Linked DNA regions of Mus musculus: region 2 is linked to region 1. Evidence: chromatin contacts called from ENCODE Hi-C or POLR2A ChIA-PET data. All regions are on one chromosome and are shown on one strand. The core of a region is the stretch at or near the end of the contact, and the rest is flanking DNA. Distances in the headings are between cores, read along the strand shown.

Evidence for each region. A loop is a pair of places that touch in the nucleus more often than their neighbours do. ChIA-PET counts read pairs that join two places held with the same protein, here RNA polymerase II (POLR2A).
Region 2: a map of regulatory T cell shows a loop between it and region 1 (1.9-fold over the local background). The contact joins the promoter of Ptges here to the promoter of Prrx2 in region 1. A Hi-C loop is called at or near these places in 1 of 37 maps with a recorded cell type or tissue (regulatory T cell). POLR2A ChIA-PET finds 5 or more read pairs at or near these places in 2 of 5 experiments (Patski and embryonic stem cell).

What each region holds. Positions count from the first base shown.
Region 1 is chr2:30,842,769-30,848,913 of GRCm38, forward strand. It overlaps Prrx2 (paired related homeobox 2), which reads left to right and starts at 2,599. Exons shown (of 4, transcript NM_009116.2): 1 at 2,599-2,913. The coding sequence starts at 2,667.
Region 2 is chr2:30,899,549-30,905,693 of GRCm38, forward strand. Ptges (prostaglandin E synthase) reads right to left here and starts at 3,749. Exons shown (of 3, transcript NM_022415.3): 1 at 3,542-3,749; 2 at 1,319-1,401. The coding sequence starts at 3,670. It overlaps Gm52550 (a long non-coding RNA gene), which reads left to right and starts at 3,707. Exons shown (of 3, transcript XR_003954020.1): 1 at 3,707-3,771; 2 at 3,987-4,102; 3 at 4,480-4,926.

The DNA.
Region 1 (6,145 bases), core at 1,349-3,848:
GGTCCAAGATAACGAGATAACACCACCAGCCTGTCTGACTGCTCTGAGTAGGTGTTCCAAAAATAGCAATTGCGGGGCTAGTGAGTCAGCTCAGAGGGGTACCACTTGCCTAGCTGCCCAGCACTTGCAAGCCCTAGAGTTCCATCCCAGAACTGCTTGAAGCACAACAAAACAATAAGACAACCTTGGTTGTGATGGCTCATGCCTCGAAGGCTTGCATCCATGAGGCAGAGGAGGGTGAGTCTCTGAGAATTCAAGCCCAGCCTAGTCTACAGGACAGCCAGGGCCACACAGAGAAGCCCTGTCTTGAACTCAATGTAAATACTGTTAAGCCTTGCTACTTACTAGGTGCCAGCTGTCACTCTTTTACTAAGTTATTAGTTATTTGATTATTTATTTATTTTAAAAAGTATTTAATATTATGCGTGTGTGTGTGTGTGTGTGTGTGTGTGTGTGTGTGTGTGTGTATGTGTTCCTGAGTGCATGTTCATGCTTTGTAGCAGTCCCTGGAACTAGAGCTACAGATAGTTGTGAGCTGCCGAGTGGGTGTAGGGAATTGAACCCAGGCCTTCTACAAGAGCAGTCAGTGCTCTTAACTGCTGAGCCATCTCTCCAGCTCCCTGAAATTAGTTTTAAAATTGATCTTCATGTGTGTATATCATGTGTGTGCATGTGTGTGTGTATGTATGTGTGTAGGCAAGGTCTCCCTTCAGTACTGTATACCAGGCTAGCTGGCCCAAGGGCTTGTCTCTACTTCCCATCTTTTAATTTTTAAAATCTTTTTATTTTTTTAAGAAGATTTATTTATTTATTTAATATATGTGGGTGCACTGATGCTGTCCTCAGACACACCAGAAGAGGGCATCAGATCCCATTACAGATGGTTGTGAGCCACCATGTGGTTGCTGGGAATTGAACTCAGGACCTCTGGGAGAGCAGTCAGTGCTTTTAACCACTGAGCCATTTCTCCAGCCTCAAATCTTTTTAAAAATAAGAGTTATGTCATGTTTTAATATTTCCCTCCCCCTCCCCCTCTCTCCCTCTCCCCGCCCCTCCTTGTGCATGTGAGTGCTCTGACCTGTGAAGTTGAATCCCCCTGGAACTGGAATTACAAGTAATTGTAAGCTGGCCAGCATGGATGCTGGGACTCATTCTGGTCCTCAATAAACGCATCTTTCTGCCTCCCATCTTGCTGTAGGAGCCCTGGGATTACAGGTGCCACTGCGATTGGCCTTTACTTGTGACATTGTGTTCACACAGCAAGCATTTCTCCCTTGCCCTCATCTCCACTTCTTTACTCCTCTCAATAATTTATTCGGCAATCAAGGAAACTAGGGTCTCAGATACTTGCTCAAGGTCCAAGCACAGTCTTGATATTAACACAGGAGGCTGGAGCCCGAGCATTGATGTAGGACATCTCTGCTCATCGTGCTCTGAATGGTGACTACATGAGATGAAGGATACCACTGTGGCCACAGCGCTCCCCAGACCCTAATGCAACGTATATAGGCTCTGGACCTCACTTTGCGCAGTAAACAAGAGCTTGGACAGGCCAACTTCAGTCGTTCTCTGAGCACTAAAATGAGCTTTAGCTTTTCCTGGTCTGTCCTGCAAGGGAACAGGAGCTAGATCGTTTCTCAGACCCTTTGCAATATCCCTGTGTCCTTGGCAGAGACTCAGGGTACCCCGGGGTGGGTCAGAGTCTCCAGGGTGGGTCTCGAGACGGTTTCCTGCTGCCCGCCTCTGACACCCTGAAGACCTCCTTGTGTTCTCTTTGGTGCTATGACTTCATGTCTTTCTGGCAGTAGCAAGGGGAGTGAAAATAGTTTTGGGGTAAGACTTGGGGTATTTGGAGCCCTGAAGAGTCTCCGTTCTTCTCACCCGCTGGTTCTCTGGTCTTTCTTGAAAAAGTTACATAAAAGATAGACCTGGTTTGTCTTTCCCTCCGCTGTCATTCATCTATGATCCTTGCTGAGTCTCTTCCTTGTGCACCCCAGAAGCTCGCCCCTTCCTACTTGGTTGGTCCTTAGGAGAACCTATTCTGGGGACAGGCGCATAAGTGTCACCCACTGCAACATGAGAGAAAAGGCCCAGCCTCCATGCCCGAACCTTCCTTTCGGCATGGAGGGAGCGGGGTGGTCCTCGAAAACTTCTCCTTCTTTCCATCAGTGTGGGAACAATGAGGGACAATCTGGGAAGCGTTCAAGGCCGCTCCTGGCTCCGTAGCAAATTCGAGGCTAATCTGCAATATATGAGACCCTGTCTAAGAAGGAGTGGACTGGAGGGGACAGGATCTGTCAACTTTCTTGGGGTGCCCCACCCCCAATATGCAACAAACAGAGGCGGATTCCCCACCCATCACCTCCAGAGACTCTGGTTGAGATATTTAAAGACCCCTCCCCACGGGATTTGGGCACCCCCTAAACTGCTTCTGGGAGTCCGAGGACCCCGGCCTGGCCCCGCCTCCCGCCGGACGGCGCAGGACGCGGGGAGGGGAGCCAGGGGCGAGGTCCGCCCCGACAAGGGGCGTGTGGCCCGGGCCGCTGGCTAGTGAGCGGTCCGCCCGTAGGGGAGGGCAGAAAGTTCGGGTCCCCGACCGACTGACTTGAGATCCGGCACAGTGAGCAGCGGGAGGCGGCGGCGGCCGGCAGAGGCGCGGCCAGGGCATGGACAGCGCGGCCGCCGCCTTCGCCCTAGACCCGCCAGCGCCCGGCCCGGGGCCCCCGCCCGCACCCGGCGATTGCGCCCAGGCGCGCAAGAACTTCTCGGTGAGCCACCTCCTGGACCTGGAGGAGGTGGCGGCTGCTGGGCGCAGGGCTGCGGGGCCCGTTTCGGGGCCCGCCGAGGCGCGGGAGGGAGCGGCGCGCGAACCGTCCGGGGGCAGCAGCGGCAGCGAGGCGGCGCCGCAGGACGGTGAGTGTGCGGCGTGGGAACCGGGCAGGGGCGGCGGGACTCGGACTACAGCACTCCGGGTCCAGGGATCCCTTCCTTAAGTAACTCGGGCTGAGGAGTTCACTGGCTGCAGGATCCACTAGCTCTGGAACTTTTAGTTGGTGGAGTCTTTGGCTTGTGCGACTGTGACTGTGGGATCGGCGGATAATGGGACAACACACACACACACACACACAGAGAGAGAGAGAGAGAGAGAGAGAGAGAGAGAGCTAGCTCCAAGATCCCAGCTACAGAGACCATGGACTGCAGGACTAGTGGACTGTTGAACCCTGGCTGTGGGATCCCTGGGCTGTGGGGACACAGGGTTTGCGAGACTGTGGCTGTGGACCAGAGCAGCTAAAGGAACCCCCTAGCTGCAGGATCTCAGCTGTGGGCACTGGAGGACTGGATTGTTCACAGTGGGAGCCACAATCACAGAAACCACAGTCCAGTGGTGTGGTGAGAGGTGACCTGCTGTTGTTTCAAAAGTCCCTCCTTCAGGGGAGACCCTCTTTGAACCAGATCCACTTACAATCTTGAGGATGTGTGACTTGGGGAAAGCTGGCTTCCCTTGCACTCCATACCAGCCTACCCTCAGAAGCTGGTGCCTTTGCTGCTGGGGGAAACTGAGGCTGTGGAGAGGCCGAGCCACTAAGCCAAACTTAGTCTAGGACCTTCAAACTAAGACAAGTCTTCAGAGGGTTTGTGGGGTGGAGATATCTGCACAACCACGCCCACCAGTTTGGGGTGGAGGATCTCTCAGGACAGCTAGCTAGGCCTATTTCCCCAGCAGAGGTTAAAGGTCATCTGGAAGGGGCTTTAAAAACAACCAGTCCACCCAATACCACCACGCGCGCGCGCGCACACACACACACACACACACACACACACACACACACACACAAAGTCACACAGGATTATAAAGTCCTCAGCTCAGCTTTTCAAAGAAGAGGGAGTTTGTGTGGGGAGCTGACAGAACAGGGGTTGGTATCCGCCCCCCACACCTTCCCACCCACCCTAAGGACTCCACTTCCTGTGGAAGATCATGGTTAGAGGGATGCTCAAGCAAGCTGGGAGCCTCTGCTCTCAGGTGCCAGTGATGACAGTGACACTGTCTCAAAGCCAGGCTGTGAGCACATGTGTCCTGAAACATCCACGGAGCACCTTCTGATAACCCCCTGCTGCTGCCAGGCAGGCATGTCACTCAGCCCCGAGAGGCCCCTGCCTTCTGTGCTGGTGTCCACTTCCCACCATTTGTAGGGGCCTGGCTGCTCTCTTCCCTCGGGTGTTGGGTGATGGATGATGACTGAGCTGACAGCCCTGGGAGTCAGCTTTTAGATCCTTGATGGAAAAGGAGAGGGAAGGGGGCCGGATCCGGCCAGAGGTAGAGTGAGGTGCCATAGAGCTCCGAGTTCTCTGATTTCACCTTGATGACTGAGGGGTGTGGGGCAGAACAGAGGGGAAAAATTAAGGTGATGGGAGAGGAGGAAGGGGTAGAGCGAGGGAGCCGAGAGGTCGCTGCATTGATGGTGAGGGGGCAGAGGCATCGCCATGGAAGGGAGCAGACAGGACAAAGTCTGACTTCTTTGTCATGTAGCTGGTCCCCAAATGGAAGTCCTCCCCCCACTGTAATCCCAGACTGCAAATGTCAGCGGAGGAGCTAGTGTGCAGATGATGCCATTGGCAGCCACTAGAAAGCTGGGTGGGTACTGGTGCCCCCTGGAGCCCCAGGATCTGGCCACAGTTCCCGAAAGCCCACGAGAACTGCCAGGCCTTCTTGCACACTAGGGTGTTTGAGGACAGAGTGTCCTTTAGATGTAGATATAGAGTTAGGCGGGAGACCCAAGGGCAGGTTCAAGAACCCACCTCCCCCCCTGCCCCTCACCTTGGAAACTACACCCAGATTTGCCCCTGGACGGTGGTGGTTCAGTGGCACCGTACCAAGCTTTGCTCTAGGTTGGAGTCTACAGGAGGAGGCTGAGGCAGCTTCCTGTTGGTCCCTTTGGTTAGTTGTCCCTTCCTACTGCCATTGATTGGTGGTTTCACAGTCTCAAGAGCTCCAAAGATAGGGGAGGAGGGACCTGTCTTTTCCACATCCTGGTGAGCGCAAAGCAAACTGCTGGAAAGAGGTACCAACTGGAGGATGAGTTTAGAGGCCCAGTGTGTACAAGGTCCTGGTTCTGTCCCCAACATAGGAAGGAGGAAGGAAGGAAGACAGAATTGAGTGCCAGGCTCACTCCTAGGGCAGCCTACGTGGGCCTTGGGCTATATACTGTTAACACTCTAATCCTGAGCCCTCAGCACTTCCAGGGCACAGACACTCTTGAAAACCAATCTATCTGTGACTTCTGCCCCAAATAGATAGTTTATTCCCCCCCCCCAATATAAAAATACAGGTTACTGGGGATGAGGACAAATGAATAAGAAATCCTGTTTTCATCCTGCTAATTAAAAAACAAAACAAAACAAAACACCAAACCAATTGATCAACCACCACCAGCAGCAGCAGCAACAAACTAAATTTCTTTTGTTTTTGAAAGCCACCCGTGGTGGGTCCAGCCCATGTCTGCCGATGACTTTCCAAGACTTTGCTTCCCCCCCCCCCCCAACTGGCTTTTTAAGCTGTGGCTTTGCTAGTGACTCAGAACAAACCAGGTTCTCGGGTTCCCTCTGAATCAAATGCTGAGCTATGCCAAGCACGTTAGGAAAATAAACCCTTGTTCGCTGCCTTTGCGATGGCATACAACAAAAGAAACCACATTAATAACCTCGAGTTTCTTTAAACCATTCCCTCCTGTGGGCAGGGCGGAAACCAGGCCATGGACATGCTGAGAAAATAAACATGGCCCCAGGAGCCAGGGAGAGCCAGGGAGAGAGGCCTGAGTTAGGACAGGCTGGGCCCTGCTCAGAGCTGGTACCTGTTTGGAGAAGCACAGGATACTGGGTTGCCATGGAGACTAAATGGATATCAAGAGGATCCCTGTGTAGATTTTGGGTGCTGGGACACCTGGAATCCAAGGTCCCAAGGGGAGCTAAGACCTTTCTGAGCTGAGTGGCAGTTGGTAATTGGGGTGAGCCTAGGTTAAGTGGGGGAACCTGTCCCTTTTCCTTGCTAAGCAGGACCATGGGGCCACCTGGAAATGCCGGGGAATCAGTGGGTTTCAGAGATTAGTACACTTCAAAGCCTTCCACAGTGGTCCTTCTGCATCAGGCT
Region 2 (6,145 bases), core at 2,499-4,998, 58 kb after region 1:
GTACATTATTGTCAATGACTAAGGAAAACATAAGGAAAACCTCCCGGACTTGGTTTTCAGAGGGGAATTCTGTTGAGAAAGCAACAGCGTCCCACTCATGTCAGCCTGAGGCAGGGGACACACTGGGAACCATGTGTGCTGCTCTGTTTCACACCTCACCGGGTGCAGCTGCCCATCTTCCTTGCTGTTAATCACCCCAGTACCCCCTCTCCACTCTGGATTACCGATGAGACAGCAAAGAAATATTCCCAGACTCCAGTACTGAGCCAGCTGCTAAAAACTGACTTTTAGTCTCTACGGGAAGTTTACACAGCCAAGCCCTTTTTGTTTCCAGCTTTATGAGGCTACGCGTTCACCTCTAGCCTATACCAGCCTGGAACGCAAGGCAATTCTTCTGCCTCAGCGTCCAAAACATTGTCATCATGGGTGTCTGCCACAATACCTAGCCTTAAGACTCACTTTAAAAATTATTTTTACGCCCGGCAGTGGTGGCGCACGCCTTTAATCCCAGCACTTGGGAGGCAGAGACAGGCGGATTTCTGAGTTCTGAGTTCGAGGCCAGCTTGGTCTACAGAGTGAGTTCCAGGACAGCCAGGGCTACACAGAGAAACCCTGTCTCAAAACAAACAAACAAACAAACAAACAAAAAAGAAATAGACTGCAAAAGAGGATGTATATGTGCACATGCATGCATACACAAGTTGGAGACCCACTTGCAGGAGTTGGTTCTCAACTTGTAGTAGAGGCTGGTCTTAACTCCCGACCTGCCTCCCTGGACCTCCCAAATGCTGGGATCACAGGTGTAAGCCACTGTATCTCACTTGCATTTCTTTTTCTGTTTGTTTGGCCTCACTCTACAGGGGGGTGAAGAGATGGCTCAGAGGTTAAGAGCACTGACTGCTCTTCCAGCAGTCCTGAGTTCAATTCCCAGCAACCACATGGTGGCTCACAACCATCTGTAATGGATCTTCTGGTGTGTGTCTGAAGACAGCTACAGTGTAGTCATATAAATAAAAATAAATAAATCTTTTTTAAAAGAATAATGTTCTCACTCTGGTTGGCCTAGAACTCTGGTCCACCTCCCAGGTGTTGGGATTTAGACGTGCACCATCAACCTTGAACTAACTTTGTAATTCCAGGTGGTGAGGATTTGTTTTTCCAATACAAAGGTAATGAGTAAACTATAATAGCCTGAGAAATCAGACCCACAGACACTGTTAGGCACACAGGGGACTCCCAAGTCCCCAGTTCAGAAACTCTGCAAGAACAGGTGCCAGCCGGGTGTGTGGCCAAGTTCCAGACACTGACAGGTACTCACCTGAGGCAGCGCTCCACATCTGGGTCACTCCTGTAATACTGGAGGCCTCCACGTTTCAGCGCATCCTCGGGGTTGGCAAAAGCCTGAAACACAGCAGGTGAGGCTCACAACCCTGAGGAGGTTCCTGTCTGAGGACAGAGCTCAGGGGCTAGGCAACAAACAGTACAGCCACCTACAGGACGACCGAGCATTCCCCTGCTCCCCTGAGCCTCTCCCTGTGCCACAGAACCGAAGCTCACGGTAAGGAAACTCAAGGTGAGAGCACCTCTTGCGCTGGCTCAGGGTGCCTAGCTGGTCTAGAACACACTCAGGAGGGGTTCAAGGCCCTGTTTGCCTGGCATGGATCCCTCCCTAGGTTCCAGTCCCAGAACCTCAAAGAGTAAATTCAAATAAGACAAACACCGGAGCATAGTGGCTCATGCCTTTAATCCCGGCCCTCTAGAGGCAGAGAGGTAGGTGGATCTCAGTGAGTTCGAGGGCAGCCTGGTCTACATAGTAAGACCCTGTCTCAAAAAATTAAAACAAACAGCTAGGTAGAAGCCATTAAGGCCACTCCTTGAGCACCAGGCTCTGATGCTCCCTGCTCTCCAGCAGCCTCCTCTGTAACCTCAGGATGAAATGGAGCAGCGGGGCCTCATTGGGAAAGCTGGGGAGCCCAAGGTCACACTTCTGTCTTTGAGGGCCTCGGCAAAACTCCCCCATCAACTCTGGTGACGTCACAATCAACCTGTCTAAACTGTGAGGGGAGCGAGGCTCAAGCTTCACTTCCGGCTGTCCCTGGAGCTGGTAGATGAGCCCTGCCTGAGAAAAATGTAAAATGACGAAGAAAAAGGCCAGGATCTCCTACCCAGAATTCCTCCCTCCTGGCTCGGAAACCCCAACTCTGAGGGCCCAGCTTTGCCACCAGTGGAGTTCCTGTAATGAGCTATCAGGGAGCCACCTCTAGTGGGTCAAGGGGCACTCAGCATGCACTTCCAGGAAAGACCTGCGGCTGCTCCTGTTCACAGCAGATTCCAGTAGGAACCAGTCTTAAGGACCAGCATGGGTGGTGTGTTCACCATTCAAGTCTCCAGCTTCCTCTCAGAGCCACATCTCCAGGCTGCTGGGGAGAGGATCCTGAGCCGGCTCCCGTCCTCTCAATGCAGAGTGTGATTCCCTGGTCCCACTTGGCAGAAATAGAGGAGCCCAGGGCCCAAAGCAGAGAAGGCTTTCCTCCACCCCTGCATCTCCCATGGGGAGAGGAGCCCTAGAGGAAGTCAGGCTCGGGAGCCAGAGTTAACTTCAAAGGGGATGGAAGGATCCCATAGTAGGCAGACCTCTCCTTAACTCACTGGAAAACCAGGGTAAGCTAACTCCTACTGCCTTCCTGGTGGTGACTTAGTGCTCAACTTTGGGGGCCCTACAGAAGGGACAAGAACAGAATGTAGCTATCTCTCCCTGGCATCTGTGTCCCAGGACAAACCAAAGCAGAAGAATGAGAGACAGTCAGTCAGTCAGGGGTGGCCCTGCCTTCATTCCTGTCAGTACCTGCCCCAGGCAGGGGCTGAACCTGGCAGGAGGGCAAGCGGCCCACCCCGTCCCATCCCCGTACTCCGAGTCCCTCGCCTCTGGGCTGGACAGATGTTGGTTTAGGGGGAAGTGTCTGTAAAGGGCAGATGATTCACTGCTTCTACTTTCTAGGCGCTTCCAATGGACCCCTAGAAGGGGTCTGGGAGCCCTGGCCACTCCCACCAGCTCCACGTAGGTTCTTTTACTTTGGTTTCTTTGCCGGGACTGGGACCAGAGAATGTCTGTGGTCCCTCAAGGCACCCTCTAGGGTGCCACAAGTGTGTGCGGCGTCCATGGGGAGTGGGAATTTCCACGGAAAGACTTCTTAGGCTCCTGCGTTGCGGGTTCCCACTCCACCCAGATATGAGATCTCCCTGCCTGCCGGGAAACTGCCAGGTCCAGACACCTCTCGCTGTCAAGAGTCCCTGTGCTCCACTCGCAAGGGAGCCCCCCAGTACTCTCAAACCAAGAGGGTTCAGGAGCTGAAGGCTAAGCCAGCTCCCAGAAGGGCTGTGGTGGCGGCAGCCTTGAAGCAGCTCCCACCGCACGCCGGCATACACATCTCGGCCACGTTTTTTCAGTCCCTAGACTTTTCTTGCAGGGAAAAGCCAGCAGAGTGCTGATCCCCTTCTCCTCCAGCGCCCCCCCCCCCCCCCACTCCACCAGCGAACGTACCTTCTTCCGCAGCCTCATCTGGCCTGTGATGACAGCCACCGCGTACATCTTGATGACCAGCAGTGTGCTGCAGAGCAGAAAGGCCGGGAGCACCTGGCCGCTCTCCATCACCAGGCCCGGGGAAGGCATCTCGGCTAGCCGGCCTGGACTTCAACTCGGGGACACCGGGACTGAGAGTGAGACTGTCCCACAGGCGGCTTATGGAGAGGAGGAGGCGGGCCAAGTCCTGAGTAGGCGGTCACCCCCGCCCACTCCCCGCCCACCCTGATCACCCGCAGCAGGCCCCCTGCTCAAGTCAAGAAGGAACCCAGAGACTTCTGCTCCAAGTGTCCGGGTGGGGGGTGGGAAGCAGAGGAATGGAGGTGTCCCACGCCATCCTTGGCTCAGGACCATTGTTCTTTTGAAAGCCTCAGACTACATAGAGTGTTTTCTCACTTAACATCAGGTCTCCGACCCCAGTCTGCATATCACTGACCCATGCCCACCTTCCGAAAGAGCGTGAGAACCAGGGCATTTATGCTAATGTGTGGCCGCTGTAATGCTGGACATGCAGCCATGGAGGTGGGTTGTCTCTGCAAGATGGAAGGTGAGGAGACAGATCCTTCTGCCATCCTCTAACAGGACACAGACCCCCAATTACCAATTCGTGTGTGTGTGTGTGTGTGTGTGTGTGTGTGTGTGTGTATTTGCATATGGGTGGGGATATTCACGTGTGTGCACCTTTGCGTGGAAGCCAGTAGCTGCTGTCACATGACTTTCTCAATGTCCATCTTAATTTTTAATTTCTTTTAAAATTATGTTTATTTATTTATTGTGTGCCACAGTACCTGTATGAAAGTCAGAAGATAACTTGCTGATGATGGTTTTGTTCTGCCATGTGAGTCACATTCAGGTCTCACTAGCCTAAGCACCTAACTTTTCTCTTTTCCTTTTTTGAGAGAGAGAGAGAGAACCTCACTATCTACCCCCCATGGCCTGGAACTCAGAGAGCTCCCTGCTTTGGCCCTTCCAGTGCTGCGACGAAGGGCATGCACCAGTACAGCCTGGCCCTGTTACATTTTGAGGTCTGATCTTCCACTGCTCCAGAGCTCATCATTCTGCCAGCCTGACGGGCCAGTGAGCTCCGAGCATCCCCCTGCCTCTGCTGCCAGCAAATTACAAATACACACCTTCCCTGCTCGCTCCCTTCGTCAGTCAGCTAGATCGTAAAGAACAGTAATCAGGCCAAAGGAACATCACCATCAGCCTGCCATGCATGCCTCAAAGCAAGAGATCTAGGGGCAACTAGCCTGAACCCCACTCGGCTGTAAACTTAGCCAGTCCTTAGAGCACCAATGTAGCTCTGGGCTCTGATCCAATTTCCCTAGCTATAAAATGAAACTGACTATCTTGTCTCTCTCTCTCTCTCTCTCTCTCTCTCTCTCTCTCACACACACACACACACACACACACACACCATAGCAGTTGCTGGAACTATAAGGGTCTTGGTTGGAGATATATGTCCGGCCATCCTTGGTTACATAGTGAACGTGAGGCCAGCCTAGGATATATTAAATAAACCCTGTCTCAAAAGTCAGGGCTGATGAGATGGCTCAGTAGGGAAAGGTACACTCCACCAGCTTGAATAGGTGAGATTCTCTCCCAGATCTACATGGTGGGAAGATAGAATCCACCTAAGCAGGCTGTCCTCTGCTGGAGAGTATACTCATGGATAATAAGTGTAAAAAGGATTAAGTTGGAAAAATATTCATGTCTACAAACGAGGATACAGAGCACCCGCTACGCAGTAGCTCTTCCTCGCTGAGGACACCAGAGCCTCCGTTTCCCCCTACTCAGAAGAGGGTTCCTGTCTAGCTGGATTGACAGGAGGGAATCCTTGCTGCTGGGGCTGTGGGTGGCTTCTCCCTGATTTACAATCTGAACTAAAGATATGCTTGACAAGGTGTTTGTGTTTCCTAAGCGCAGGGTCACCACACAAGGCTTAGCAGTACTAGATAAGAGATAAATATCTCCCAGGGAACTGGCCATGGAAAGGTCTGGTTGTTCTAAAGCAGGTTTTATTTGTGGGTACAGGATGGGGATCTGGGCACGAGGCCAGCTTTCTGCTCTCCTTGCCAGGGATCTGCTTCAGGTCAAAAAGCTCGGCGATGAGCTGGCTCCTCTGACCTCCATACTTACGCCATGGTCCTTGAATGTATATGTGTGTGTGCACGCACACGCACACAGAGCCAACCATCAAAATGGCACTCCAGAGGTAGAGACAGGAGGATCAGATATTCAAGGTCAACCTTGGACACACACTGAGTTTTAGGCCACCCTAGACTACATAAGGCTCAGTGGTAAGAGTACTCGCTTAGTATCCTGAGAACCCAAGTTCAAATCCTCAGCTGTCGTGTAACAGCCAGTAAGTAACGCCAGTGTGTGCTGCACAGAGGCCTGAGGATCATGGGTCTGACCAGTCTAGCTCCAGGTCTGCTGAGAGATCCCATCTCAAGAGAGTAAAGCAGAAAGCAGGCGTGATAAAACTGGACACCCGATGTCCTCTTCTGGCCACTACTCATACAGACACAGGCACATGCTACACACTTACATTATACACACTCT